2 separate regions of the Homo sapiens genome follow, and region 1 is linked to region 2. The links are chromatin loops, found by intact Hi-C in ENCODE. Cell type or tissue: OCI-LY7. All regions are shown on one strand. Each heading gives the region's core, and the rest is flanking DNA. Links, peaks and the distances in the headings are about the cores only. Region 1 overlaps MGAT5B (alpha-1,6-mannosylglycoprotein 6-beta-N-acetylglucosaminyltransferase B). Region 2 holds the start of LOC107985089 (a long non-coding RNA gene).

What was found. Hi-C counts contacts between places; a loop is a spot of excess contacts. Peaks named below come from ENCODE experiments on the same cell type or tissue, not always from the same donor. Only the 100,000 strongest peaks of a DNase experiment are listed, where the experiment ranks them.
Region 1: a loop joins it to region 2, with 2.4 times the contacts of the local background. A loop is called at or near these places in 2 of 110 quality-filtered maps.

What each region holds. Positions count from the first base shown.
Region 1 is chr17:76,873,293-76,888,356 of GRCh38, reverse strand. It overlaps MGAT5B (alpha-1,6-mannosylglycoprotein 6-beta-N-acetylglucosaminyltransferase B), which reads right to left. Exons shown (of 18, transcript NM_001199172.2): 3 at 6,059-6,206. Among named protein-coding and RNA genes, the nearest start is that of MGAT5B, 12 kb to the right of the region's middle. RefSeq lists an enhancer at 2,499-3,373. In OCI-LY7, for the core only: no CTCF peak of the experiment used is centred there; no DNase peak of the experiment used is centred there.
Region 2 is chr17:76,809,093-76,824,156 of GRCh38, reverse strand. It overlaps LOC107985089 (a long non-coding RNA gene), which reads right to left and starts at 1,217. Exons shown (of 4, transcript XR_001753021.2): 1 at 1,176-1,217. RefSeq lists a silencer at 11,564-11,764. In OCI-LY7, for the core only: CTCF peaks have their summits at 3,941, 7,239 and 7,443 (motif pointing left); DNase peaks (open chromatin) are centred at 3,916 and 7,426; H3K4me3 peaks cover 383 bases; H3K27ac peaks cover 950 bases.

The DNA.
Region 1 (15,064 bases), core at 2,531-10,530, 64 kb before region 2:
CATGTCTCTGCGTCCGCCTCTGTCTCTTTCACACACACCACACGGGACATGGAGCCCCCACCCCAGCATCCAGCCTGGCTTGCATTCGCACTGCTCTCTTCTGCTTCAGCTCCTCCTTGGCCCATCCAGAGCTCCCCACCCTGATGCTGGGGAGGCCCCCTCCCCAAGTGAGAGCAGAGAGGACTCCTCTCTTCCAAACAAAAAAATAAATACATAAATACACCCGTGCACACATGCACTCCCCCTGTTAAAAGGAGCAGAGCTGGGGTTGGGCTGTGTGTGGTGTCATTACCACCTGCCCGGGGAAGCAAATTCTGAGATCACTGTGCTCCAGGGACAGTGGCAGAACCAGCAGGAGGAGCCAGAGGGACATGGGGCCAGGCATGGTGGGGCCAATGGAAGGACCTGGGCTCTTACTCGAGTGAGCTGGGGGGCCATGAGGGAGCGGGGAGTAGAGGAGGGACCTGGACACTTATTGATGACTTAGAAAGACCCCACTGGGCCAGACACGGTGGCTAACACCTGCAATCCCAGCACTTTGGGAGGCCAAGGCGGGCAGATCACATGAGGTCAGGAGTTCGAGACCAGCCTGGGCAATATGGCGAAACCCCATCTCTACTAAAAATACAAAAAAAATTAGCCGGGCATGGTGGTGCACGCCTGTAATCCCAGGTACTTGGGAGGCTGAGGCGGGAGAATTGCTTGAACCCTGGAGGCGGAGGGTGCAGTGAGTCTAGATCATACCACTGCACTCCAGCCTGGGTGACAGAGCAAGATTCTGTTAAAAAAAAAAAAAAGAAAAGAAAAAAGAAAGGAAGGAAGGAAGGGAGGGAGGGAGGGAGGGAGGGAGGGAGAGAGGAAGGGAGGGAGGGAGGGAGGGAGGAAGGGAGGGAGGGAGGGAGGAAGGAAGGGAGGGAGGGAGGGAAAGAAAGACCCTAGCGGCTGCTGAGTTGGAATAGCTGGTTGGGGTCAGTCAGTGGGGTGAGAAGAGGTGGGCTTCTAAGGCGTATTCTGAAGGTGGGAGAATTTGCTGAGGGATGGGGCAAGTGTATGAGAGAGAAGAGCCAGGGGTGACTGCAAGGTTGGGGTCCGAGCCATGGCAATAATGGCACTGATACAGCCTGAGATGGGGGCTGGGAGAGAAGGGGATCCTGAGTGCAACCAGGAGACCCCACGTCTGAGTGTTCCCAGGACACCCAGGTGGGTCAGCAGGTGCCTATTCTGAGAGCAGCAGCATCCAGGGCTACAGCGCCAGCTTAAGACATAAACTGGGGAGTCTAGAGGACAACGGTGTTTTTTTGTTTTTGTTTTGTGAGACAGACTCTCACTCTGTCACCCAGGCTGGAGTGCAATGGTGCGATCTCAGCTCAGTGCAGCCTCCGCCTCTCAGCTTCAAGCGATTCTCCTGCCTTAGCCTCCCAAGTAGCTGAGACTACAGGCATGTGCCACCACGCCTGGCTAATTTTTGTACTTTTAGTAGAGACGGGGTTTCATCATGTTGGCCAGGCTGGTCTCGAACTCCTGACCTCAAGTGATCCGACCACCTCGGCCTCTCAAAGTGCTGGGATTACAGCTGTGAGCCACCACACCCAGCCTGAAGGTGGTCTTTAGAGCCATCAAAGTTCAGGGTTCAAGCCCACCACTGCCCCTCACTCACCAGGTCCTCCGGCCACAGTGCTCCCAGGTGGCCCCTCCTCCCTGGTCCACCTCCCTCGGGCTCAGCCACCTCAGCCATCTGCTCCTTCCCGCTGTCCAGAGTGCTGGCTGTCTCCCCAGTCAAAATGTCTCTCCTTCAAGGCTATCCCAAACTCCCCTGTGCCATGGGGACTTGGTGATTCTAAGCCTCCCAAAGAGTGGTTGGGTCACCCCCTTCTCTGGACCCTCACGGTACAAGGAAAGGAAAGGAGACAAACTATTCTTCTGAGCGCCAAGCACAGGGCCCAGGCCTCCCATCAGCATCATCTCTAACACACACGTGAAGAACCTGAGGCTCGCAGAGCCCAAGGCCGCCCAGGTCTGCCCCACTCTGAGGGGCCACTGGCCAGGCTGGGCACCGGGCATGCAGTGGAATTCCATCTTTTTTGTGTCCCCTCCACCTGCTCTCAAACCTCCAGCCCAGACTCTGCACACACTAGGCATTCAACAAATACGGACTGACCTCTTCAATCCAGACAGCCTCAAATTTCGGTGGTTTTATGGCCTTATGGAAAATTCAAAGATCATTACTATTTGGCTTGAGGATACATAATACGATGCCATTTGAAGCAAATCTGCCTCTCTAATTATGTTTTCCTAGGCTAAAATTGCAAATTTACTTTCCCTGAGGAAACACCAGCCATGAGTGGAAGGCGGCAGCCCAGAAGCTTCCAAAAGGGCTGAGGAAGAACAGGGGACGTGTTTTTTTTAAGCCACAGGAAATTTCTAAGTGGGGAATCCAAGTGCAGGCACCTGAGAGTTTTCTGGAAATGCAGCAGCAGGCACTCCTGCAGGATTCTTGCCGGTCTAGCTGCAGGTTGGTTAACCTGGAGTCAGGTTCAGGGTGCGGAGGGGGCAGCAGTGTTTGTGCACGGGAGCGTGTGAGCAGGCGGCTTTCACAGGCCCGGGACACACCCACCATTTCTCTCCCTGAAACCAGCAACCACAGTGTCCCTGAAATTGATGGCTCTGCCTGTGGGTGTGATGGGCTCTGCCGGTCGTGATGGATGGTTGCTATTTCCCAGGAGGGAGCTGGGAGGTGGCGCATATTCCCCCTCCCCCTACAAGTTCCCTCCTTCCCCAGGAGGAGACAAAGGGCAGGGCAGGGGAGGGAGGCACAGGCCAGGACCGGAAAAAAATCAGAGAAACACTGGATGCGCCAGCAGTACCACCCCCAGCCCAAGAAGGCAGACCTGGAGTCCAGGGGTCCACTGGACCTTCAGCTCTGCTGCCTGCAGCAATATCCTCAACAGAGACCAAAAAGGCCTGCTCCTGACCTGGGGAACAGGCCTGCGGACAGAGGCTGCATCAGAGGCACCGCTGGAGGCAGACAGGAAAGCAGAAAAGAATGAAAGAGGGGCAAAGGACTGGATCTGAGGGAGAAAGATGGAGCTGGGGGGCAGGGGCTGGATCCGAGGGCACACAGACAGTGTCAGAGAAGAAGGATCCATGCACACAGAGAGGAAAACGGCCTCATGCCTCAGGGGGATTTCCAAGGAAGCTCAGATCCCTTTGCAGGCACTCCCCATCTCCACCACGGCCTCACTGCTTCCCCTCCTGCCACCCTGTTTATCCAGTTTTCACACAGCAGTCAGAATGATCTTTTTAAAAAATAAATCCAGTAGCCCAGGCACAGTGGCTCACACCTATAATCCCAGCACTTTGGGAGGCCGAGATGGGCGGATCACCTGAGGTCAGGAGTTCGAGACCAACCTAGGCAACAGGGCAAAACCCAGTCTCTACTAAAAATACAAAACTTAGGCCGGGCGCAGTGGCTCACACCTATAATCCCAGCACTTTGGGAAGCCGAGGCAGGTGGATCACGAGGTCAAGAGATCAAGACCATCCTGGCCAACATGGTGAAACCCCGTCTCTACTAAAGATACAAAAATTAGCTGGGTGTGGTGGCATGTGCCTGTAATCCCAGCTACTCAGGAGACTGAGGCAGGAGAATCGCTTGAACCCGGGAGGCAGAGCTTGCAGTGAGCCGAGATCATGCCACTGCACTCCAGCCTGGGCAACAGTGCGAGACTTTGTCTCAAAAAAAAAAAAAAAAAAATTAGCTGGGCATGGTGGCACACACACCTGTAATCCCAGCTACTCAGGAGGCTGAGGCAGAAGAATTGCTCGAACCCAGGAGGCGGAGGTTGCAGTGACCCGAGACCGTGCCACTGCTGGTCTCCAGCCTGGGCAACAGAGCAAGCCTCCATCTCAAAAAAATAAATAAATAAATAAATAAAACCTCTTAGAAAGGGACAAAAACCAAACCACATATAACCACATATTGAATCAATCATCAAGAGCACAGTGCTTAGAAATGTGGGCTGTGGAGCCAGTTAGCCTGAACCCAAAGCCAAGTCCAGCCTCTTACAGCTGTGCAACTTTGGGTGAGTTTCTGAACTTCTCTGTGCCTCAGTTTCTTCCTCTGGGAGATTAAAGCTTCCTCCTCTGGGAGAGTAAAGATTTAATTAAATCTTTAAAGATTAAACCATAAGATGGTTGTGAGGTAGGTAAGATCTATCTTATCTTACCTATCTTAAGCTTATGCAGTAAGAACCATGCCAGGTGCTTAGTGTGTTTTGAGTAAATGTCAGCTAATATGAGGGTAATGATGCTCACACCAGGCTGGCCTACCAGGCATCCAGGACGTTCACTCAATCGGCAAGGCCAGTTAGAGGTTGGCCCCATGGCCAGCAGCCCAGCACCAGCAGGCTACATGGCAACGGATCCCACACCAGTCCACATGGGCGCACTGTGTTTCAGGCCTGACTCAGGCAGGCATCCCTCCAACCCTCCCACGGGCACAGTGACCTCCTGTGGGTCATCATTTTCTTCTGTTTCACCCAACTCCGTACTTTAGAAATGCCTAGAGCTTTGGCTTTTCCATCACACACGCTGGCTGAGAAATAGCTTTTCTGCAAATTGTCTAAAAGTGCGTTTCAAGCTTAATTTTTAGCAGCTAGAATACATTTAGCAAATCAATTTCACAAAGAACCCCAATATATAAAAGAGGGAAAGTGGAGCTCGTCTCCCTGGAATAGGGTGGGGTCAAAGCCCCTCCTTCCACATCCACCTCTAGGGGCCAGTTGGGACAGCCTGACCTCCCGCACTCCTGTTCTCTGAGGTCCAGGAGATGCCTTATATACCTAGGACACATGATTTGGATGTCACACCTCATGTGTCCCTGGGGCTTGTAGGATAGCAGCACAGACTCTGGGCTCTCAGACATCCTGGCCGAAGCAGGAGAATATTTAGAAGAAATAAACCAGAAAGTTCTACTTGGCAAAAATGGCCAGGGGTACATAGTATCCACACATGCCCCTCAACACAGAGTTCAAAATCATCATGAAAAGATTTTTTTAAAAAAGGCGGGGTGGCTCATGCCTGTAATCCCAGCACTTTGGGTGGCTGAGACGGTTGGATCACCTGAGGTCAGGAGTTCGAGACCAGCCTGGCCAACATGGTGAAACCCCATCTCTACTAAAAAGAACAGAAAAATTAACTGGCGTGGTGGTGCTCTCCTATAATCCCAGCTACTCAGGAGGCTGAGGCACGAGAATCACTTGAACCTGGGAGGCAGAGGTTGCAGTGAGCCAAGATCGTGCCACTTCACTCCAGCCCAGAGTAAGAGTGTCTCAAAAAAAAATTTTTTTTTTAATTTAAAAGGCAAAGATGTAATCCCAGCACTTTGGAAGGCCAAACGGGTGGATCATGAGGTCAGCAGTTTGAGACTAGCCTGGCCAACATAGTAAAACCCTGTCTCTTCTAAAAACACAAAAATTACCGAGGTGTGGTGGTGGGCGCCTGTAGTCCCAGCTACTCAGGAGGCTGGGGTGGGAGGATCGCTTGAACCCAGGAGACAGAGGTTGCAGTGAGCTGAGACTGTGCCACTGCACTCCAGCCTGGGTGACAGAGTCAACCAGGCTCTGTGTCAAAAAAAAAAAAAAAAAAAAAAAGGGGCAGTGGAATATGTGCTGTGAGATGCCACTTACATGGAATTTGTTAAAATCACACACTATGAATTTATAATGTGTGTGTGTTAAACATATGTGCAAATGTGCTCGGAATGGACTGGAAAAACTTACAGCAAATTCAGGGAGGCACTTGTCTCTAGGGAGAAGTCATTAAAAGGCCTTTTAGTTTTCATCTGTGACGTTTTATTTAAAGAGGAAAACAGGCCACAAATGTGACCAAATGTTAACGGTTGTTAAATTTGGGTGGTAGAAATGCACTCTGGGCTGTACCACAGTGTGGTCCAAATCTTCTCCAGATTCACAAAAGGAGATGACGGACAGCACCCCGGATGGAGTGGCAGGTGCCACCGCTCCCCTGCTCCGTGTGCCTCCTCCCCACGTCCCCTCACCTGTCTGCGGGAAAGTGCAGGTCGCCGCCGGCCCGGTGCAGCTCACTGCTGTTCTCCAGCCTGGCCAGTGCGTCCATGCGCTTCACCATCAGCTCCAGCAGGTCGCTCATCTTGCGCAGGACGCCGCGGGACTCGGGGCCCCCCATCACTGTGGGCAGAGTGTGGGTATGGTTAGGGGAGGCCCGAGCAGCCTGGAGGCCACCTGGTGTCCGAGCTGGGGCAGCTCAGACAAAGCTGGCCCCAAAGTCCCCCAGCACCAACCAACACCAGACCCCAGCCTCAGCTCCATCTTCCCAGGCACTGCTGACCCTTTTGCTGCATTGCTTTGCGGTGCAGAGAACAGCATCGTGGCGGAGTGCAGAGCCCTGGGCAGCCCCGTTGCCCACTAGCCATGTGACATTGGGATCATTTCCTAAGCCCTCTGGGCCTCAATTTTGTCAACCATAAAAAGGAACTTTAGATGTAACCTTTGAGGTGCTCTGGGGCCCAACAACCCTCATGTCCGTGAGATGGCAGAAAAGGCCCAGCACTGGGAAAGAAGCCCCAGAGCCCCCAAACGGTAAGCTCCAGGCAGGACTTCTAGATCAGGGTTCCTAGAAGTGTGGCCAATCACCCAGCAGCATCTGAATCTTCTGGCCAGGCTGTTAAAATTCAGATTTCTGGGCCTTGGTCTAGATTTGCCCATTCAACTCTCTAGGACCCGGGGCCCGGGAATCTGCACTTTCCTTGCTCCCCATGGATCCGGACATGCAGGGAAGTTGGGAGCCTGTGTTCAGGGCCCCAGGGCCCTGTTGCTTCCCCAGCCCTCCTTCTCCTGCCCGGCCTCTGGGCCCTAACTCCATCTCTTCCCCATCCCTCTTCCCTGGACCCTCCTGTTGGAAACCATAATGCATGTGTTCTGAATCTCAAGCTGGTCTTTGGATTTCCAAAGATCAACTGACAAGGGCAGGTTCCCTGGGGCTGAGGCGGCTGCTCTTCCCTCTGCTCCCAGCCTGGGGAGGGGAGACCTTATGAAGAAGAAAATTACATGAAAATGAGGCACTTCGACCAAGATCCCATCAGCCAGCCTGCAGTCCTCCACGGCTTCCTTTCTAATCATTCCCGATCATTAGCGCTGCACGTGCCAGTGTGCGGGAGCGAGTTCTCGCCTTCCTTTTTAATTAAATCTGAAGGCTTCACATTGCCCCTCCACACAGTCCATAGGGTGCTGGGCTCCAGGCACTAAAATCCGCAACTCAGCTCCTCCCAAACCCCTATGGATCAGGCTTGAAATCACTCCCCCAAAACGAGCCAAGTCACCTGGGAACATGAACCTTCGATGCTCCCAGGCTGCCAGTCCAGGGGCCCAATGGAGGATGCCGTGGGTTGGGCTCCCCAGAAGCAGAGCCTGGGACAAGGGTTTGAGGGTGAGTAGTTTAACCGGGAGCTAATGGAAACCCCAGCAGGAGAGTGAGGAAGAGAGACGGGGAAGCTGTGGAAAGCTGCACTGCCGAGAATATTACCACCCGGGCGCCCAACCTTAGCCCTGCTGGGGAGCCCTGAGACCATGTAGAACACACTGCAGTCTCCCCACCTGGGGAGGGGCAAGGGGACTGGGGCCTCTGCCCGCTGACCCCTGTGTGACCAGGGCAGTCATTGAATGGCTCTGAGCTTCAGCATCCCCGTCTCAAGGCAAGAATAACAGGCCCCGTCTGCAGACCACAGGACCAGGAAGGTGACGAGAGAGGCCACTGAGAAGAGGCAGAACAGGGAAAGGAGAGAGGGAGCTAGAGGCAGTGGGCGGAGCAGGGGCAGCCAGCGGCTTCTGCATCACCGGGGCTGCTCTCACACCTCTGCTTTGGTTCTGCCCTTCTTCCCTGGCTCTGGCTGGCCCAGCCACTGCTGCCACGTTCCCACCCTGATATAAGTCACCCCCTGGCTGGGCTCCCCTGCCAGGTGAACCCGCCTGAGGTCAGAAGGGAGGCCACAGGAGCTGGGGCGGGACCACTCACACACCTTGGAAATGCCGGCCAGGCTAGGGCTGCAAAACAGGAGAAGCTGCGATTTCCTTAAAGACACAGGGCTCCTGGCTCTGAAGAACAGGCATGAATGGGAGCAGGGGGGATGTGGCGGGCAGAAGAAAAGGAGGAGAGAGAGGCAGAGATGCCCAGGAAGGCTCACGGAGGGGGTCGGGTATTGGAGAAAATGGGCATATTTCCTCCCCACCCCAAGAGCTGAAGCAGCAAAGGACCTCCCCACAAGTCCCTCTACGGAAAACAGAGTGGATTTTCAAAAACTCAGCTGGGACCGGGAAATTTCATACTAGCGTTAGATGACACTAACTCAGGTCTCTCCAGCCTCTCAGGCCCTCCCCACGCACTCACACACTCAATCGGTTAATCTGGGCAGCCCTGGTGAGCCATCGCTCATAACTTGGGCTGGAGTAGTCCTTCTCCAAAGGAGTGGGAGAAAACAGGATATAGATAGCTCCCTCTCTCTTTCAGCTTCCCAGAGGCGGGGGCAACGGTTTACTTTTTCAGATCACTCTCGTTTCAGAGATGTCTGCCCAAGCCCATCATCCAAATTCAATACCGAGCTTGCAACCAGTGCTTGTAGCACAGAGTAGATGAAGAGATTTCCATCATTTCAGCTAAAAAAACTGGAGGACATCAGATGACCTGCCTGGCCACTGCTTTCTACAACTCCACAGGACACCACTGGTATTGTGGCCGCCTAAAGGGTGTCTGTCGTGGAGTCGTGCAGCGCACAGCCTGCGTGGCCTCACTGGGCAGCCCTGGTGGGCTGTCGCTCATAGCTCGGGCTGGAGTAGTCCCTTCCCCAAAGGACTGAGATGAAAAAAGGAATGTTTCATCCCATAAGGTGTCTCACAGCTGGGACACCATAGCGGTGCCGTGGCCAGAGCACTCAGGCCTGACTGACCACAGAGCCTGGTCAGCAGCTCGTTCCTGCAGACGCAGCACCCCAGTGGTGCTGAGCCCACAGCGTGGCTTTTGGGGTGACGCTGTGTTCCCTGGAGCGCCTTAGGCCTGGCACCCTGCCTGCTGCACTACTGGTCCCACTCTCCAAGCCCACCCCAAGCTTCCTCTGCCCCTGCCTATCGCCTGAGCCCCCTCCCAGAAACCTCACGGTCACAGCTCCCTACCCACACCCCACGCTCCCAGTCCCATTGAGCAGGCTGAAAAACAGATGATGGGCCAAAAACTATGAGGGCTGGCCTAGAGCTGCAGAGGCCCCTGAAAGTCAACAAAGTGGAGGCTGCAGCAGCAGCATGGTGGCATGGGCCCAGTCAAGGGGGATGGGGCAGAAGCCTGGACTCCAGGCCCGCTCTGCTGCGGACCAGACAGGTGAGCAGGTCACCGTCCTTCTCTTGGCCTCAATTTACCCTCATGTAAAATGAGGGGGCTGGGCTCATTGAGCTCTGAGTCTCTATCGCCCTGACTTCTGTTTCTGTGTCTTCCCCTAATTGCCTCCGGAGATTAGAGAAATGGGAAAAGAAAGAAACGCTCCTATAAAAACTGGCAGCAGGCCAGGTGCAGTGGCTCATGCCCATAATCTCAGCACTTGGGGAGGCCAAGGTGGATGGATTGGTTGAGCTCGGGAGTTCAAGACCAGCCTGGGCAACATGGCAAAACCCCTTTTCAATAAAAAATACAAAAATTAGCTGGGCATGGTGGCATGTGCCTGTAATCCCAGCTACTTTCAGGGCTGAGGTGGGAGGATTGCTGGAGCCCATGAGATTGAGGCTGCAGTGAGCCACGATTGCACCACTGCACTCCAGCCTGGGCAACAGAGCGAGACCCTCTCTCAAACAAACAAACAAAAACCCTGAGGACATACAGAGGCATGGGTCATTGCAGCCTGGGTTTCACGATGACCATGCCTGCGGAACCAGATGCCCCTTCTGTAGTTCTTCAAGCCCCACCCCATCAGACTGGACCAAGTCCCCCCGTGCCAGGGGCTCAGGAGCTGCTCCCATCTTCTGCAGATGGCATGGAACTCCAGAAACCCCTGAGACCTGGGGAGACAGCCCCTACCCCTTCCCAATGAGCCCTCGGGGTACCAGGCACATTTTGTGCTCTGGAAATGCCCAAAGACTAGGCAGGGGGTGGGTACCCAGGAGGGAAGCAGGTCAGGCCGACTCTCCCCCAGTGACCCACTCCCCTAAAAGCCACCACTGGCCCCGGGACTGTCAGCAGAGCAAGCTGACATCGCTTCCCCAGAGTCACTTCACCACTCTTGGCATCAGCTAAATTGAAATATATCTAATGTGAGGCCCCAGTGATACAACTCAGAACAGGCACACGTTCCCTCCATATTTCCATATAAATAAGGAAAGCTGGGACGCTGGGAGATACAAATAGATCCTCTCATTTACAGACGGGATGTGTTTATTACCCACCGAGGCCCCGTCTCCTCCCCAGACGCTCTTCGTCTCTCTCTGTCTCTCTCATCCTCCTTCGTCCCCCTTTTCTTGTCCCCATCCCCACCCTTTACCATTGGAAATTGAATGAGCCCCCATCTCTCCAGAAAGCAGAGACCTCCCTGGCACTGAGAAGGGAACTGTGACTGGGTGTTCGTGCAGCTGGAGAAATGCGCACATTTATCTCTCTGTACTCGCTCACCGCAGAAACCAGCTGAGGCCACGGGAGCTCTGGGCTCCGGGCAGCAGAGAAGACAAGGACAGGCCGTGGGAGGCCACACCAGGCTCTTCCTCAGACCTCCGGGCCCCGGTCCCCCATCCATCAAGCCTGAGAGAAGAGCCCCAGGGCCCCTTAGTACCAAGGGCCAGAGCCAGAGCCAGAGCCATCCACAGAGCCAGGTAGCCTTCCCCAGGTTCAATCCCTGGTGGAGGCCTGGGAGGTCTGGCAGGGCCCAGTAGACACATGCAGCTGTGCCATGGACCTTCAGCCTACAGACCCCTCCCAAAAGATAGCCTCCTACCACTACTTTTTTTTTTTTTTTTTTTTTTAAGCCGAGACAGAGTCTTGCTCTGTCACCCAGGCTGGAGTGCAGTGGCGCAATCTCAGTTCACTGCAACCTCCTCCTCCCTGGTTCAAGCAATTCTCCTGCCTCAGCCTCCCGAGGAGCTGAGATGACAGCACGTGCCACCACACCCTGCTAATTTTTGTATTTTTAGTAGAGATGGGGTTTCACCACGCTGGCCAGGCTGGTCTCGAACTCCTGACCTCAGGTGATCCACCTGCCTCAGCCTCCCAAAGTGTTGGGATTACAGGCGTGAGCCACCACACCCAGCCTCCTACCACTGCTTCTTCAAGACAAGTCAGAGGGCAGGAAACAGCCTCACAGCACTATCTGCAGCCACATGGGGAAGGAGGCCTAGGCGAGAAGGGCTGGAAGGGCAGGAAACAGGAGGAGGACCTGGGGTGGGAAGTGGGGCAGAGCTGCCTGGGAGGGGGCAATGCCGGAAAGCCCTCCCCAGAGCCCAGGCCCAGCCCAAATGCAGCAAGAGGGAAAGAAGTCAGATCTCCTCCGGGTCATGATTCCCCATGCAGCCTCCTCTCTTGAATCTTTAAGATGAGTGTGCAGAATACAGAATGAGATGTCAGTCACATTTCATCCCCAAAGTACGCAGTTTATCATGAAGTATAAACAGGCACAGAGGAGAATTTGGAGGCCCCACACATAGACCACAGTCCACAAGAGGCTGAATGACGCCCTCCTCTTCTTTTCGAGAAAAGCCTTCTCCTCCCTCTCCCTTCGCAGCCACAGTCCATGTGGGACCCCACTTCTGTCACCGGTTTGACAGGGGAGGAGAGATTGTTTTTCCCATTTGTACACAGATTGTTTTGTTGACCAATGCAATTTTTTTTTTTTTTTTCTAAATAGCAGGGCCTTAGAGGGTTTCCTTCTCCTGATTCTGCTCTGGGGTTGTCTAGACTCCGCAGATTTCTTTTGGGTAACAAAACGTGCATTATCCAACAATCCAACCTTGGCCCAGGACTTCCAAGATCCCTCCCCAGGCCTGATTCAGCCAAGCAATTTGCCAAGCACCTCCCCGTGAAGCCCTAATCCTTCCCTCAGGCATCTCCTAAGTGGAAATGCTGGTACCTCCTAGGTTTTCTGCAGGGCTGCCCCAGGCACTGCGTGGGGATGTAGTTTGAGGGGCTTCTCTTGCAGGATCAGGATGTTAAACCCACATTGCACACTGCTTTCCCGGCCTGAGTCCCTGCCTTGGGTCTGCCCAAGCAGATTAGCTTGATCCAAGGGTATGAAAGAAATCATGGAGGACAATGCGAGTCGGGATCTAAAGTGAATCAGGGTCAGCTCTCCTGGGTTCTCAGCGGCCCTTTTCTTGTCTGTCTCCTCCTTCTCCCGGACTTCAGTTCTGTATTCCAGGCACTCAGCTTCTGAGGCCTGGGAAATGTGAAAAGACTGGCTTGGATAAACTTGGTCTGAGAACTAATGTTACAACACGTAGAATCTCCACTCCTAGGTATACCCAACAGAAATGCCTACGTATGTTTACCAAAAGACGTGCACTGAAATATTCATAGCAGCACTGTTCGCAAAAGCCCAAAACTGGAAACGACCAAATGCCCACCAATGGTCGGATGGATAAAAATATGGTGGTGTACTCACACAATGGAAGGCTACACAGCAAAAAAAAAAAAAAAAAAAAAAAAAGTGCAAGTGACTACAACCGCATACAAGATAGTGAGTCTCACACATGTACTACTGAGAGAAAAGACACACACAAAAGACTACTCCTCTATTAGTTCATTCTCAACGTTGCTACTAAAGACATACCTGAGACTGGGTAATTTATAGATGAAAAAGGTTGAATTGACTCAGAGTCCAGCATGGCTGGGGAGGCCTCAGGAAACTTACAATCATGGTGGAAGGGGAAGCAAACATGTCCTTCTTCACATGGCAGCAGGAAGGGGAAGTACCGAGCAAAAGGGAAAAAGCCCCTTATAAAACCATCAGATCTTGTGGGAACTCACTGACCATCACAAGAACAGCACCAAGGTAAACCACCCCCATGAATCAATTACCTCCCACAGGGTCTATCCCACAAGAGGTGGAGATTATGGGAACTACGATTCAAGATGAGATTTGGGTGGGGATACAGCCAAACCATATCAACTCCTGAAACGATTCCATGCTCACAAAGTCCAAAAAACAGGCAGAACTCTTCTATGTGATCAGAAGTCAAGTCGTGACTATCCTTGGGTGAGTAATGACTGTGAAGTGGCATGGGGACACTTGGGGACTGATCACGTTCTGGTCCTTGCTCTGGGTTGTTAGTTGCATGGATTGTTCATTTGTGTATATGATACCCCATTAAAAAGTTTAAGACCACGTACACGCACACACACATGCACACACATGCACATGTACACACGAATGCACACACACCTCTAGTCCAATTGTATGACCTTGGGCAAGTGCTCTCCTATGTGGTTCCATCCATCTTTAGACCCAGACCTGCAGCTGGGGTTGGACCCCCACCCCCATACCCAGGCAAAACTGCATAGCACCGAGCACAGCAGGGCTCCTACACCCCTTGCACTCTGGGGCACTGAGTCTGATCCTGCCCAGATGGGGCAAGAGCCATGGGGTAGGTGAGTTACCTTGACTCTCTAACCCCCTTAGGGAGATAGGCATAAAAACCAGAGCCCGGCCAAAAACCCCTCCTCTCCCCCATCCCTAATTCCCACCTCTTAGACCCCTGACCTTTCTGGAGGTTCAACTTCCTCAAGGCCTCTGTAGCAGCCCACCCAGATAGGCACACCTCCTTTCCAGGGGTGGCAGCCAGGTAGTTTATGAATCTCTGTCTACACCCCATCTTCCCATGCACCACTTTTCCCACCAGCCCTTCCCCAAGCCACCCTTCCGGTTCACCTTCACGACTGCTCCCTCCCATCCCCACCCACCTCAATCCTCAGCCTCTCCCACACAGACACTCCAGCACCTCCTTGGTCCTCTTTCATAAACACGCTTTGCTGCAGTGCCCCCATTTCAGACTCGACACATCCATTAAGTATTGATGGAGTGCTCGCCGTTTGACAGATGCTGCTGAGGCCCCTTCCCTTGCTTTATCTTTGCACAGCCTCGCAACGAGCCTGGGAAGTGGGTATTACCATCCCCATTTACCAGAGGAAAATTTGGAGGCTCAGAGATTGAGGAATCTCTGCAAGTCAGAGACGGGATAAATTAACTTACACTCAGGCTTGAATGACTAATAAGCGTGAGATTCCTTCTGAGGGCTTTTGCAAGTTTAAAGAAGTGCATGTGAAACCAGAGGAATGAATCTAATGATGAGATGACAGATGGCATAATAAGAGCCCCTCAGCACCCACCCAGATGACAACCTATTTAACTTGGGATGTCTACAATATTCATCACTCAGAACAGGGGAGCCAGAAAGCCAAGCCCTGCAAGTTCAAGAAGGTGGACTTCAAGGAGAGACTTCCCCAGAGGGGCAGGGGAATCTCACAGAGCCAACCCTCGAACAGTTCCAGAAACCTACTTGCCTCAGTTTCCCCACTACCCCATGTCCCTCCTTTTGACCAGTGACCAAAAGAACCCCCATGATACAGTGAGCAGGGCTCAGTTCTGACCCCCACCCCTCCTTAGGTGAGATGAGGTGGGGCTGGGCCCAGCTTCAGGAGGAGGGCTCCCAGCTGGTCACTCTTGTGCCATGTGGCACCAACCATGCTGGGTAATGTCCACGTGTGAGCCCCTTCAATCCAACCTCTGCAGAAGGTCACTGCTGTCCTTCTCTGTAGGGAAGCCAGGTGACTCAGCCAAAGGCACACAGCTGGTAGGTGATGACAAGGATGCAAGCCCAGACCCACCAGACGCCCAAAGCCCATGCTCTGATCTCCATTCCACTGCCTTGCAAATATCGTGTGGGCAAGGAGTGATGGGGCCTGGGAGGGAGCTGTGTCCCAAGAGCTCAGAGATAAGACATTTAAGCCCATGGCCAGGCCCGTTCCCACATGGCCACAGCCTGGGCCAAAGGCAAGGAAATGTGTGCCT
Region 2 (15,064 bases), core at 2,555-10,554:
CCAGAGCAGGGGGTAGGTTTACGGTGGAACACTCAAGGTGGGTGGAAGGATGCTGAAGGCAAGGCTGCGGGCAGCTGAAGGACAGTCAAGAGGAGACACAGCCCAGGAAGGGCTGGGGTCGGGGGAGCAAAACGGAGGGTGAGCAGATCAACTCCACTTCCAGACGTGTCTCGGCAAAGCTCAACCATCCAAGAGCAGGAGCGGGGGAACCAGCAAGGTGCTCTGGGCAGGTGCGTGTGTGCAGAGGTGTGCAGGACAGGGAGTGTGTGTGGTGTGTGTAGGTGTGGTGGGTGAGCGTTTGAGTGTGTGCAAGACTTTATGAGGGGCCCGGCGCGGTGGCTCATGCCTGTAATCCCAGCACTTTGGGAGGCCGAGGTGCGTGGATCACTTGAGGTCAGGAGTTTGAGACCAGCTTGGTCAACATGGTGAAACCCTGTCTCTACTAAAAATACAAAAATTAGCCGGGCGTGGTGGCACATGCCTGTAATCCCAGCTACACGGGAGGCTGAGGCAAGAGAATCGCTTGAACCCAGGAGGCAGAGGTTGCAGTGAGCCAAGATCATGCCATTGCACTCCAGCTTGGGTGACAAGAGCGAGACTCTGTCTCAAAAAAAAAAAAAAAAAGTTTATGAGGGAGAGTGTGCAAGTGTACAGGTGCATGTGCAAATGTATAAGCGGGTGAATGTGTGTGTGTATGTGTGCACAGGCACCCAGGAGAGGGGAATACAGAATCAAGGTTAGAGGAGGCCAAAAGCAGTGACTTACGCCTGTAAACCCAGCGCTTTGGGAGGCTGAGGCAGGAGGATTGCTTGAGGCTAGAAGTTCAAGATCTGCCTGAGTAACATAGCAAGACCCTGTCTCCACAAAAAAATTAAAAATTAGGCAAAGCACCCTGGCTCATGCCCGTAATCCTAGTACTTTGGGAAGCCAAAGCCAGAGGATCACTTGAGCTCAGGAGTTTGAGACCAGCCTGGGCAACACAGTGAGACTTCAACTCTATTTAAAATAATTATGGCCGGGTGCGGTGGCTCACGCCTGTAATCCCAACACTTTGAGAGGCTGAGGCAGAAAGATCACTTGAGTCCAGGAGTTTGCGACCAGCCTGGGCAACATGGCAAAACCCCACCTCTATAAAAAAGAAAATACAAAAAGTAGCCGAGCATGATGGTGCCTACCTGTTAGTCCCAGCTACTCGGGAGGCTGAGGTAGGAGGATTGCTTGAGCCTGGTTGGTTGAGGCTGCAGTGAGCTGTGATCGTGCCACTGGACTCCAGCCTGGGTGACAGACGAGACCCTGTCTCAAACAACAACAAGAAAAAATATTCGCTTTTCCTTACCTTGAATGCCACTGGGTGAAAATGGTGGTCAGAGTTCCTCAGATCAACTCAGTTGAAATAGAAATGTTCCAGGGGGCTCCTAAGACACGTCACTGAGAGTGGGAATTCCAAGTTTCCCAAAAGCCCTCCTGCCGCTTCCCAATACCCACCTCCTCCACCTTCCACCTCATTCTAAAGCCCAGGCTCATACCCAGAGGGTGCTAGGCCCAGTGGCCCCACACACTCCTCCTCCTCACTGGCCTCCTTCAGAGGCCCAAGTGACAGCTGGGCAGTGCTTGTGGGTGATCTCAGCATGAGCACCCACGTTTTTAGCTGCAGAAGAGAGGAGCTTGAACTAGATGATTGCAAAGATGAGGGACAGCTCCAACATAATGCTGCTGGCTGTACACTGACAAAGTGCCTTGAAGATCACGGGCTTGATGTCACCATGAAGTGATGCTGAGTGGAGGCCAGCATCCACTGGCCCCGTGCCAGAAGAGGAACAGAGCCTCCTGCACTCCACTCTGCCGGGTCCAGAGCTTCGGAGCCTCTCTGCCACAGCCAGGGCTGACCCCACCCCCTTTCCCATCCTGACCCAGGCCTCCAGGACCCCAGCTCCAGATCAAGTGGCAAAATCCATTGTTTAAAAGGAAAAGGTGGGCCGGGCATGGTGGCTCATGCCTGTAATCCCAACACTATGGGAGGCTGAGGCAGGTGGATCACCTGAGGTCAGGAGTTCGAGACCAGCCTGGCCAACATGGCGAAACCCCATCTCTACTAAAAAATACAAAAATTAGCTGGACGAGGTGGCAGGCGCCTGTAATTCCAGCTACTCAGGAGGCTGAGGCAGGAGAATCGCTTGAACCCGGGAGGTGGAGGTTGCAGTAAGCCAAGATTGCGCCATTGCACTCCAGCCTGGGAAACAGAGCAAGACTCCATCTCAAAAAAAAAAAGAAAAAGAAAAAGAAAAAAAAAAAGAAAACATGGGCCAGGTGCGGTGGCTCACGCTTGTAATCCCAGCACTTTGGGAGGCCGAGGCGGGTGGATCACTTGAGCTGAGTTCAAGAGCTCAGGAGTTCAAGACCAGCCTGGCTAAGATAGTGAAACCCCGTCTCTACTAAAAATACAAAAATTAGCTGGGCATGGTGGCGGGAGCCTGTAATCCCAGCTACTTGGGAGGCTGAGGCAGAGAACTGCTTGAACTTGGGAGGCGAAGGTTGCAGTGAGCTGAGATCACGCCACTGCACTTTAGCCTGGGTGACAGAGTGAGACTCCATCTCAAAATAAATAAATAAATAAATAAAAGATGGCCAGGCACGGTGGCTCACGCCTGTAATCCAAGCGGTTTGGGAGGCCCAGGCAGGTGGATCACTTGACGTCAGGAGTTCAAGATCAGCCTGGTCAATATGGTGAAATCCCATCTCTACTAAAAATACAAAAATTAGCTGGGTGTGGTGGCATGCACCTGTAGTCCTAGCTCCTCTGGAGGCTGAGGCCAGAGAATTGCTTGAACCCAAGAGGCGGAGGTTGCAATGAGTGGGGATCATGCCACTGCACTCCAGCCTGGGCAACAAAGCAAGAGTCTGTCTCAAGGAAAAAAAAAAGAAAAAAAAAAAAGGACGACCAGCATTTTGATCTAGGCTGGCATTGGTCCACATGCTCCTTCTCTCAGGAGAAGGGGATAATTGTGATGTTTCTGATTCACTGAATTTATTGAGGGTCTCCTCTGTGCAAAGTGGTCTCACTCCTTATTTATACCTAATCAAAGGACCATTTGAGCACCCCCTAAATGATGCTCACCTTAACCCCATGAAGTAGCCATTTCTTGAGTGCTGCAGTGAAATCGAGGCCTGGAAAAGTTACACCTTTGCTCAGGGTGACATCTAAGAAGTGGGGGGATGTAATGTGAACCCAAGCTTCTCTGTCCCCAAGGCCCCTCTCGGCAGCATAGGGAGAGGATCATCATGTTGGCAGCCTGTGCCCACACCGCATGGCTTCCTACTCTGCTCCTAGAAAAGGGGCCCTCACAGCTGGCCCCTGGCCAGGAAGCCTGCTCCCAATAGCAGCAGATGCCCCAGGAATGGCGACCTCCTTGGCAGGGTACCGGAGGTTAAGGGCAGAATGGTTTCTGCTAGCAAGGCAGCCCTGGGGCAGGTGCCAGATGGACCTGAGAGCATGCCAACTGCTCTGGAGTGATTTCCTCCTGATTGCCTCCTGCATGGCAAGGACCTGCCCTCTCTACCTTAATAAAATTGGATCCCCATCCTACAAAACTAGACATAGAGAGAGACGCTGTCATCCAAGGGGAGACTGAATCTTGGATTCTAGAAAAGAAGAGTTGGGACTGCAAAGTCAATTCCCTTTATGCACCCCCGACTCCAACTTTCCCTCCCCACACTGCGCCCTCCATCCCCCACCCTTCATAACCTAAGGACAGACAGTTGATTTTTGTTAACAGAGTAAGTGGTTCCAGTAACCACCTTTCAACACAGCCCGGAGGAAAAAGGGAACTTCTCTGCCTGGCATCTTTCCCACTGTGGTGCCCCAGGGGAAGCTGTCCCTTGAGACACTGTGGAGAGCCCCAGGCTGCCCACCTGCAGAGCACTCCAGAGGCCTCTGGACTCCCCCAGCTGCTGAGGTTGGGTAGAGCCTTTGCTATCCCCTCTCCTGCAAGCCCAGAGGAGGCAGCTCAGAGCAGAAGGGAACCTCTGTCCTTTCAGAGCTTGGCCCCAGGTTAGGGCAAAGGGGATCCAAGTCTCTCCTTTCAGAGCAGGGCTCACCTGGGCCAAGCACTCTGGGGCCCTCTGGGACAACCCTTGCCATTTGCCCTCCCCTACAGGAGGGACTCACAGTGGCTGCCGAGCTCTTGCCTGTCCCATCTATCCAACAGCATGGGACCTGGCAATTATGGCAAGCTAGGAAGTTATTAAAAGGTAAAGTCTATTTTTAGGAAATCAACAGCAAACTGAGGACAAGGTAGGAGAAAACAATATCTGCCTTCTGGGACTTTGCAGCTTCTGATGCATGTGATTGAGCCTCAAGATGTAAGCAGCCCACCCCAGTGAAGTGGGGGAAGAGGCAGCCCTCCACCCACCAGGCATCCCCGGAGCAGAGCCTGCTGGGAGGTGACCTCTGGGAGAAGAAGAAGTGCCAAGGGAAGTCTGCAGTGGCCCAAGGGAAGGGGGCACAGAAGGAAAGCATCTAAAAATGGAAGTCTTAGAACATAAATTATTCAAAAACAGGATTATTTAACTGGAAGTTAAAAATGAGAGAATCATTACACACCCTTGCCCAAATGTTAATGCCCTGGAGAGAAGGCGTATTACTTTCCTCGGGTCACCATAACAAACTATCACAAGCTGGGTGGCTTAAAACACCAGACAGGTATTTTCTCACAGTTTGGAAGCCAGAAATCTGAAATCGAAGTGTTGGCAGGACTGGTTCCTTCTGGAGCCTCCAAGGAAGAATCCATTCCACGCCCTCTCCCAGCAATAGCTGGAGTTCCTTGGCTTGTCGACGCGTCGCTCCCATCTCTGCCTTCATCTTTTTTTTTTTTTTTTTTTTTTTGAGACCGAGTCTTACTCTGTCACCCAGGTTGGAGTGAAGTGGCATGATCTCGGCTCGCCACAACCTCCACCTCCCAGGTTCAAGTGATTCTCCTGCCTCAGCCTCCCAAGTAGTTGGGATTACAGGTGCACACCACCACACCCAGCTAATTTTTGTATTTTTAGTAGAGATGGGGTTTTGCCATGTTGGCCAGGCTGGTTTCAAACTCCTGGCTTCAAGGGATCCACCCACCTTGGCCTCCCAAAGTGCTGGGGTTATAGGTGTGAGTTGCCATGTCTGGCCTCTGCCTTCATCTTCATGTCACCTTTCCCTATGCGTCTCTGTGTCTCAAATCTCCCTCTCCTTTCTCTTATAAGGATGCCAGTCATTAGATGTAGTAGGTACTCTGAATCTAGAATGATCTCCTCTGGGGATCCTCAACTTAATGACATCTGCAAAGACCCTATTTCCAAATAAGGTTAAGTTCACAAGTACCGATGGTTAGGACTTGGACATATTTTTCTGGGGGACACGACTTCACCCACTACAGAAGGGTAACCGACTCACCCTATAAAGATAACAGGAAAATTCATCTAAATTCCAGCAAGGGCAGCTTAAGTTGGATGGCAGCTACGTCTTTCTGATGGCAAACACTGAGGATGGGAGAATCTATTCCTTGAATGCAGGTGAGGGACAAATGACCTCCAGAATCAACCTGATAACTCCCATACTAAGTTCACGTAGAAAAGCAAAGGGGCTGGACTCAATGGCTCTTGCATGTGATTCTTGCAATTTGAGAAGCCGAGGCAGAAGGATGACTTGAGCTCAGGAGTTCGAGATCAGCCTGGGCAACATAGTGAGAACCCATTTCTTAAAAAAAAAAAAAAAAAAAAAAAAAAAAAAATATATATATATATATATATATATATATATATATATATATATATAATTAGCTGTGCATGGTGGTGCACACCTGGCACACCTGCAGTCTCAGCAACTTGGGATACTGAGGTGGGATAATTGCTTGAGCCTGGGAGGTTGATATGGTTTGGATTTCTGTCCCCACCCAAATCTCCTGTAGAACTATAATCCCCAGTGTTGAGGGAGGGGCCTGGTGTGAGGTGACTGGGTCATGGGGGTGGACTTCCTCCTGGCTGTTGTTGTGCCAGTGAGTTTTCATGAGATCTGGTTGTTTAAAAGTATGTAGCCCCTCCCCCCTCTCTTCCTCCTGCTCCAGATATGGAACTTCAACTTCCACCATGATTGTAAGTTTCCTGAGGCCTTCCCAGCCATGCCTTCTGTACAGCCTGCAGAACCGTGAGCCAATTAAACCTGTTTTCTTTATAAATTACACAGTTGCAGGTATTTCTTTATAGCAGTGTGAGAATGGACTAATACAGAGATCGAGGCTACAGCGAGCTGTGATTGCACCAGTGCACTCCAGCCTGGACAATAAGCAAGACCCTATCTCAAAAAAAAAAAAAAAGAAAGAGAAAAGAAAAGGGGATTGCAGCAGTCACTGAGGGCTAGAGGAAAATGTCATTGAATGACTACAAGCAGCAAAACTCCCCAATAATAAGGGCCACTGAAAAGACGACAATGGTAAAGGCACAAATGACAGTGGACTAAAGTCTCTCCTGTGCACACAACTTTCCACTCTCCAGGCTCCTCTTAGCAACCTGAGGCAGCATTAAGTGTTGTTGTTGTTGAGACGGAGTCTTGCTCTGTCATCCAGGCTGGAGTGCAGTGGCGTATTTTCAGCTCACTGCAACCTCCACCTCCCAGGTTCAAGCGATTCTCCTGCCTCAGCCTCTCGAGTAGCTGGGATTACAGGCATGCGCCACCACACCCGGCTAATTTTTGTATTTTTAGTAGAGACGGGGTTTCACCATGTTGGCCAGGCTGGTCTCAAACTCCTGACCTCTGGTGATCCACCTGCCTTGGCCTCCCAAATTGCTGGGATTATAGGCATGAGCCACCGCACCTGGTCTAAGTGGTTTTGATGTAAAAAAATGTATATACATATATATATACCTGTTCTACTGCAGGAATTCTAGTGCTGAAGAAAAAAAAAAGGACTCTTAGTTCAAAATGAATTTATATATTTAACTGTGACTTTCTAGGCTTCCTGTTAGATGTTTTCTTCTGAGGTCAAAGGCAACAAGAGCTAAATGAATCTCATTCTTACTAGAGTTTATTTGCTGTTATATTTTTTGGCAAAACCACTTTCAAAACAGTAATATCTGGAAAGGTTTTCAATTTTCCCTGAATTGAGTTCTCAGTGCCTTTCAAAGAGGAAATGACAGATAAGGACAGTGTATGAACTCAGGGATTTAAATAGGAACATCAGATACCTCCATGCCACCCCAGAGAAGAATTGAGGAGGGGTGTCAGGAGAGCGCAGCAGAGCCTCATTTGAAAGGCTGCATTGAAGTTCAAATTGCATTTTAATTTACTATGCCAGTTCAATTCCTCTTCCGTCCCAGCCCTGGGGGTTAGCCACACAAAAAGGAGGCACACTTCACAGTAACTCCCTCACAATACAGAAAATCCGATTGCAAGAGCGGGTCGCCCTCTGCAGGGCACGAAAGGATGTGAGCCTGGTCTCCGAGCCCTGAGGTTTCTTTCATGCAAGACTTCAAAAACAGCACAGTGATTCCTACACACTTCAAGAGACCATTTCCGCCTGGAATTTGTTAATTTGGTAAGCCATGAAGGATTAGAAGGCCAGAGGGCCATGGCTAAAACTTTTGCCTAGGCATTTGGAATTCATCTGAAGCTACTAGCTAAGGGTTGGTGGTGTTTGGTTGACTAGGGACATAGAAACAGTGGTGAGCATGGGTCCTGCAGGGACTCCACCTGGGTGAGAATCAGAGCATTTTCTTTTCTTTTTTTTTTTTCAGACAGCGTTTTGCTCTGTTGCCCGGGCTGGAGTGCAATGGCGCGATCTCAGCTCACTGCAACCTCTGCCTCCCAGGTTCAAGTGATTCTCCTGCCTCAGCCTCCCTAGTAGCTGGGATTACAGGCATGTGCCACCATGCCCAGCTGATTTTGTATTTTTTGTACAGACTGGGTTTCTCCATGTTGGTCAGGCTGGTCTCGAACTCCCAACCTCAGGTGATCCGCCCACCTTGGCCTCCCAAAGTGCTGGGAGTACAGGCGTGAGCCACTGCACCCAGCCGAATGAGAGCATTTTCCTTCCTTCCTTTCTTTTTCTGTCTTCCTTCCTTCTTCCTTCTCTCCCTCTCTCCCTCCCTTCCTTCCTTCCTGTCTTCCTTTTCTTTCTTTTCCTTCCTTCTCTCCTTCCCTCCCTCCCTTCCCTTCCTCCCTTCTTTTTTTTTGAGATGGAGTTTTGCTCTGTCGCCCAGGCTGGAGTGCACTGGCACAATCTCGGCTCACTGCAACCTCCGCCTCCCAGGTTCAAGCCATTCTCCTGCCTCAGCCTCCCGAGTAGCTGGGATTACAGGCGCGCACCACCATGCCCAACTAATTTTTGTATTTTTTTTAGTAGAGACAGGGTTTCACCATGTTGGCCAGGCTGGTCTCGAACTCCTGACCTCACGATCCACCCACCTCGGCCTTCCAAAGTGCTGGGATGGATCTTGTTCTGCTGCCCAGGCTGGAGTGCAGTGGCACAATCATAACTCACTGTAACCTTGAACTCCTAGGCTCAAGCAATCCTCCCATCTCAACCTCCTGGGTAGCTGGGACTACAGGTGCATGCCACCATGCCCAGCTAATTTTTATTTTATTTTTTGTAGAGATGGGGGTCTTGCTATGTTGCTCAGGCTGGTCTTGAACTCCTGGCCTCAAGCAATCCTCCCGCTTTTGCCTCCCAAAGTTCTGGGATTACAGATGTGAGCCACCACACCAGGCCCAGAATATTTCTTGACTAACAGACACCCTGGAAGCCATCATGGCCAAACCTTTATTTTCAGATGAGGATATTTGGTCCAGAGTGTCTATGACTTGCCTGCAGATGCCCACATGGGACCAGAATCTAGGTTTCTCTGTTGTCATCCTTCCTCAGACCCTGACAGGGCAAGCAACAAACTGGAGGAAAGAGGAAACCTTGGGAGAGAAAACCTGCCCAGGGGTCGGGCATCCTGGAGCTTGGCCTGGCCTTGTTTGACATAGGACTTTGCTAGGAGCTGAAAGCCCAGCTCGAATGTCTCATAAGAAAGTTGTGTTGTTTTATCCGGGCAAATCCTGGCTTGTTCCGGGTGTGCAGACTGTGCACAGCCAGTGTTGCTGAAGCTCTGTGTGATGCTGTGTTGGATTGGAGGTTCTGGGAGGGCACAGCTCTGTGGCTTTTGCTCTCTGGTGTATTCCTTTCCTCTACCCTACAGTAGGAGCTGGGGATTTGCAGAATTTATCCCAATAAGGAGGCATGCTTTAAACATTTTTCATACAGTTGGGGTGATTTTTACACTGATCTTTCTTGCCTGCTCCTCCTTATAACAAATAATTTAGTAGACAACTGGCCAAAGTTATAGGTGCTAGGTGAAGCTGTCTGGGAATGACACTGGGTACCTACTGAGTGAGCCAATACTGACAATGCTAGCATTTCTTGTGGTCCGCAGTCTTCATTAAAAGTAAAATTTTGCTGGGGTGTAGTGGCTCACGCTTGTAATCCCAGCACTTCAGGAGACTGAGGCAGGTGGATTCCTTAAGGCCGGGAGTTCAAGACCAGCCTGGGCAACATGATGAAACCTTGTCTCCACAAAAAATACAAAAATTAACTGGCATGATGGTGCACACCTGTAGTCCCAGCTTCTTGGGAGGCTGATGTGGGAAGATCGCTTGAGCCTGGGAGGCAGAGGTTGCAGTGAGCCAAGATCACACCACTGCACTCCAGCTTGGGCAACAAAGCAAGACTTTGTCTCACAAAAAATAAAAAAAATAAAAAATAAAATTTTGCCCAGCACAGCGGCTCACACCTGTCATTTCAGGACTTCGGGAGGACCATGTGGGCAAATTGCTTGAGCTCAGGGGTTACCAACCCGGGCAACATGGCAAAACTCTTTTTTTTCCGAGATGGAGTCTTGCTCTGTCGCTCAGGCTGGAGTGCAATGGCGTGATCTCAGCTCACTGCAACTTCCGCCTCCCGGGTTTAAGTGATGCTCCTGTCTCAGCCTCTGAAGTAGCTGGGATTACAGGCGTGCACCACCACCCCCAGCCAATTCTTTGTATTTTTAGTAGAAACGAAGTTTCACCATGTTGGCCAGGCTGGTCTCGAACTCCTGACCTCCTGATCTGCCCACCTCGGCCTCCCAAAGTGCTTGGATTACAGGCATGAGCCACTGCGCCAGGCCTGGCAAAACCCTGTTTCTACAAAAAATTCAAAAATTAGCCGGGTGTGATGGTGTGTGCCTGTAGCCACAGGCTGAGGTGGGAGGATCACTTGAGCCTGGGAGGTCTCAGGCTGCAGTGAAGTTGCAGTGAGCCAAGGGTCACACCACTGTGCACCAGCCTAGGACAACAGAGTGAGACCCTTTCTCAAAAAAAAAAAAAAAGGTAAAATTTTGGTGAAACTATTCTATGTGCCACTATAATGGTGGACACATGCCATATAGATTCGTCAAAATCCATAGAATCAAGAGTGAACCCTCGTGTGAACTAGGGACTTGGGGAGATGGTGATGTGTTAATGTGGGTTCATCAGTTGTAACAAACCCACTCTATGGAGGACGTTGATAGTCGGGGGGTTATGGGTGGGGGAGGAGGAATAGGGGATATGTGGGCACTCTATGCTTTCTGCTCAATTTTGCTGTGAACCTACACATGCTCTAAAAAATAATGTCTCTTTAAAAAAAAATTTTTTTTTGAGACAGGTTCTCTCTCTGTTGCCCAGGCTGGAGTGCAGTGGCATAAACTCAGCTCACTGCAGTCTTGACCTCCTGAGCTCAAGCAAACCTTCCACCTCAGCCTCCCAAGTAGCTGGAACAACAGGCAGTGTGTGCCTGGCTAATTTTTGTATTGTTTTATAGAGATGGGGTCCCACTATGTTGCCCAGGCTGGTCTGGAACTCCTGGGCTCAAATGATCTGCCCACCTCAGCCTCCCAAAGTGTGAGATTACAGGTGTGAGCCACCGTGCCGGGTTTCTTGTTTCTGCTTCTGACATGACATCATCACGTCTCCTTCTGTGACTCTGACCCTCCTGCTTCCCTCTTACAAGAGCCCCATGATGACACTGGGCCCACCCAGATAATCGAGGACAATCCCCTTCTCAAAATCATTAACTTCATCACAGCCATATAAGGTAACAGGCTCTGTGTATTAGGACATGGGCATCTTTGGGCACTCATGATTCTTTCCACCACACCCACCAAACAATTAAGTGCTAAATTATGTGAAAACTTTTTTTTTATTTTTTGGAGATAGGGTCACTCTGTTGCCCAGGCTGGAGTGCAGGGGCACACTCTCGGCTCACTGCAACCTCCGCCCTCCTGGGTTCAAGCAATTCTTGTACCTCAGCCCCCCGAGTAGCTGGGATTACAGGCGCCCACCACCACGCACGCTAATTTTTTTTTCGTAGAGATGGGGTTTCACCATGTTGTCCAGGCTGGTCTTGAATTCCTGAGCTCAAGCGATCCACCTGCCCTGGCCTCCCAAAGTGCTGGAATTACAGGCGTCAGACACCCAGCCCATGGAGACAGTTTTACTCAAAGAGATAAACTTGACCCATTCCAAACCGCAGCAGTCCCTTTTCAATTCTGAGTGCCTCAGAAGTCTTCAGACTCAGCTAACTCTTGCCACTCCCCACAACAGTGCTTCTCAGGGAGCCAGGGAGACAGTTTTGCTCCCAGGAGATACTTCACAACACCTGGGGTGGTTCCGGTTGTCATAACTTCAGGAGGGAGAGCTCCTGATATCTACTGGACAGAGGCTGGGAGCACTGCTCAACATCCTGCAATACACAGGACAGCCCCCCACGACGCCATACACAACCACAAAAAATGATGAACTCTGAATGTCAAAGGGGCTGGGCTGAGAAACCCTTCTGAGAATAGAGAGAGGATTGTCCAGGGAGCGCTGTAGCTCACACCTGCAATCCCAGCATTGTGGGAGACCGAGGCATGAGGATGGCTTGAGGAGTTCAAGACCAGCCTGGGCAACAAAGCAAGATCCCACCTCTACAAAAAAGAAAAAAAAATTAGCCAGACATGGTGGCACATACTACTAGTCCCAGCTACTTGAGAGGCTGAGGCAGGAAGATCGTTTGAGCCTAGGAGTTGGTGGCTGCAGTGAGTTATAATTGCACCACTGCACTTCAGCCTGGGCAGCAGTGCAAGACCCCATCTCCTAAAAAGAATCCCGGCTGGACGTGGTGGCTCACTCCTGTAATCCCAGCACTTTGGGAGTCTGCAGTGGAGGGATCACCTGAGGTCGGGAGTTCAAGACCAGCCTGACCAACATGGAAAAACTCCATCTGTACTAAAAATACAAAATTAGCTGGTCATGGTGGCAAATGCCTGTACCCCCAGCTACTCAGGAGGCTGAGGCAGGAGAATCGCTTGAACCTGGGAGGCGAAGGTTGTGGTGAACCGAGATGGCATCATTGCACTCCAGCCTGGACAAGAGTGATACTCTGTCTCAAAAAAAAAAAAAAAAAAAAAAAAAAGAATCCTAGCACTTTGGGAGGCCAAAGCAGGTGGATCACCTGAGGTCAGGAGTTTGAGAGCAGCCTAACCAATATGATGAAACCCCATCTCTACTAAAAAGACAAAAATTAGCCAGGCGTGGTAGTGTGCGTCTATAGTCCCAGCTATGTGGGAGGCTGAGGCAGGAGAATGGCTTGAACCTGGGAGGTGGAGGTTGCAATGAGCTGAGATCGCACCACTGCACTCCAGCCTGGCGACAAAGCTAGACTCCATGTCAAAAAAAATAAAAAAGAAAAAAAGAAACAAAGAAAGAAAGAAAAAGAGCAAGGCTCCAGGAACTAGGAAGGCCCGCAGCTGCTGCAGAATTGAAAACATGTGCCTTCAGATCAACCAGCAGCCTAAAAACCAGTGACAGGGACTCCGAGAGTGCATCTCTCTGACCCTGAAGACACACTGACTGTGTAACTCCCACCTCCCCCTTCTTAGACAGCATAGAGCGGCACTGACACTGAAGTCCCCTGCTTGGCACACACCCTGCTCCATTGATCACTTCTCCCCCACCACCTGGGACTGCTGGTTTATTTGCCCAGTGCTGGCACTTGAAGATACTTTATTGCCTTGAAATGTTTTTAACCTTGTTTTTCTTTGCATGAAATGAAATTAATTCTGAAGCTCCCCCAAGGTCATTTTTCATCTCTTCACTCCCGGCAACTCTGGTAAAGAGAGCTCTGAGGCCTTTCTTTGGCAGGCTCTGTCACTTTACCATTTTCAAACAGAAGTGTTAATTAATGCTTGCAGGCTCCACTGAGTTTAAATTGGCTTTACCGGCCAGGCGCCTTGGCTCCTGCCTGTAATCCCAACACTTTGGGAGGCCGAGGCGGGCGGATCACAAGGTCAGGAGTTTGAGATCAGCCTGGTCAACATGGTGAAACCCTGTATCTATTAAAAATATAAAAATTAGCCAGGTGTGGTGGCGGATGCCTGTAATCCCAGCTACTCGGGAGGCTGAGGCAGGAGAATCCCTTGAACCCGGGAGGCAGAGGTTGCAGTGAGCTGAGATCGCGCCACTGCACTCCAGCCTGGGCAACAGAGCGAGAATCTGTCTCAAAAAAAAAAAAAAAAAAAATTGGCTTTACTGTGAATACCTTGCAGTTTCCAACACAGAGAGACAAGTGGTAAAAAAAAAAAATCTGCACAGGACAGCGGGGTGTGGTGGCTCACACCTGTAATCCCAGCACTTTGGGAGGCCGAGGCAGGAGAATGGCTTGAACCTATGAGTTCAAGACCAGCCTGGGCAACATCGTGAGAGACCTTGTCCGTACAAAAAACAAACAAAATTAACCAGGCATGGTGGTCCACACCTGTGATCCCAGCTACTCAGGAGGCTGAGGTAGAAGGATCACTTGAGCGCCCGGAAATCAAGGCTGCAGTGAGATCATGCCACTGTACTCCAGCCTGGGCAACAGAGCAGGACCCTGTACCCAAAGAGGGGAGAAAAAAAAGATAGTTAACGAAAAACCAAACTCTGTAAAATGTTTTAAAGAGGTTTATTCTGAGCCAATAGGAGTGCCTGTGGCCTGGGGTAACAGTCTCAAAAAGGCTTAAGAAAGCGCACCAGAAGTGGTTGGGCTACATACAGTTGGTTTTTTTGTTTGTTTGTTTTCTGAGACAGAGTCTCGTTCTGTCACCCAGGCTAGAGTGCAGTGACACGATCCCGGCTCACTGAAACTTTTACCTCCTGGGTTCAAGTGATTCTCCTGCCTCAGCCTCCCGAGTAGCTGGGATTATAGGCACGTGCCACCACACCCAGCTGATATTTTATATTTTTGGAAGAGATGGGGTTTCACCATGTTAGCCAGGTTGGTCTAGAACTACTGACCTCAAGTGATCCACCTGCCTCGGCCTCCCAAAATTCTGGGATTACAGGCGTGAGCCACTGTCCCCGGCCTACAGTTTGATTTTATACATGGAAGATACACATTGGTTTAGTCCAAAAAGGTGGGATACCTTGAAGTAGGGGCTTACAAATCATAAGCAGATTCAGAGTTTTTTTTTTTGGTTTTTTTTTTTTTTTTTGAGGCAGAGTCTGTCACCCAGCCTGGAGTGCAGTGTCACAATCATAGCTCACTACAGCCTTGATTTCCCACGCTCAAGCAATCCTCCTGTCTCAGCCTCCCAAGTAGCTGAGACTATAGGAGCACGTCACCACACCCAGCTAATTTTTAAATTTTTTGCAGAAATGGGGTCTTGCCATGTTGTCCTGGCTGGTCTCCGACTCTTCAGCTCAAGCGATTTTCCTACCTTGGCCTCCTAAAGTACTGGGATTATAGGTGTGAGCCACCTTGTCCAGCTTCAAAGATTCTTTTTTTTTTTTTTTAAGACAGAGTCTCACTCTGTCGCCCAGGCTGGAGTGCAGTGACACGATCTCAACTCACTGCAACCTCCATCTCCTGGGTTCAAGTGATTCTTCTGCCTCAGACTCCCTAGTAACTGGGACCATAGGCACACACCACCACGCCTGGCTAATTTTTGTATTTTTAGTAGAGATGGGGTTTCACCCTGTTGACCAGGCTGGTCTCAAACTCCTGACCTCAAGTGA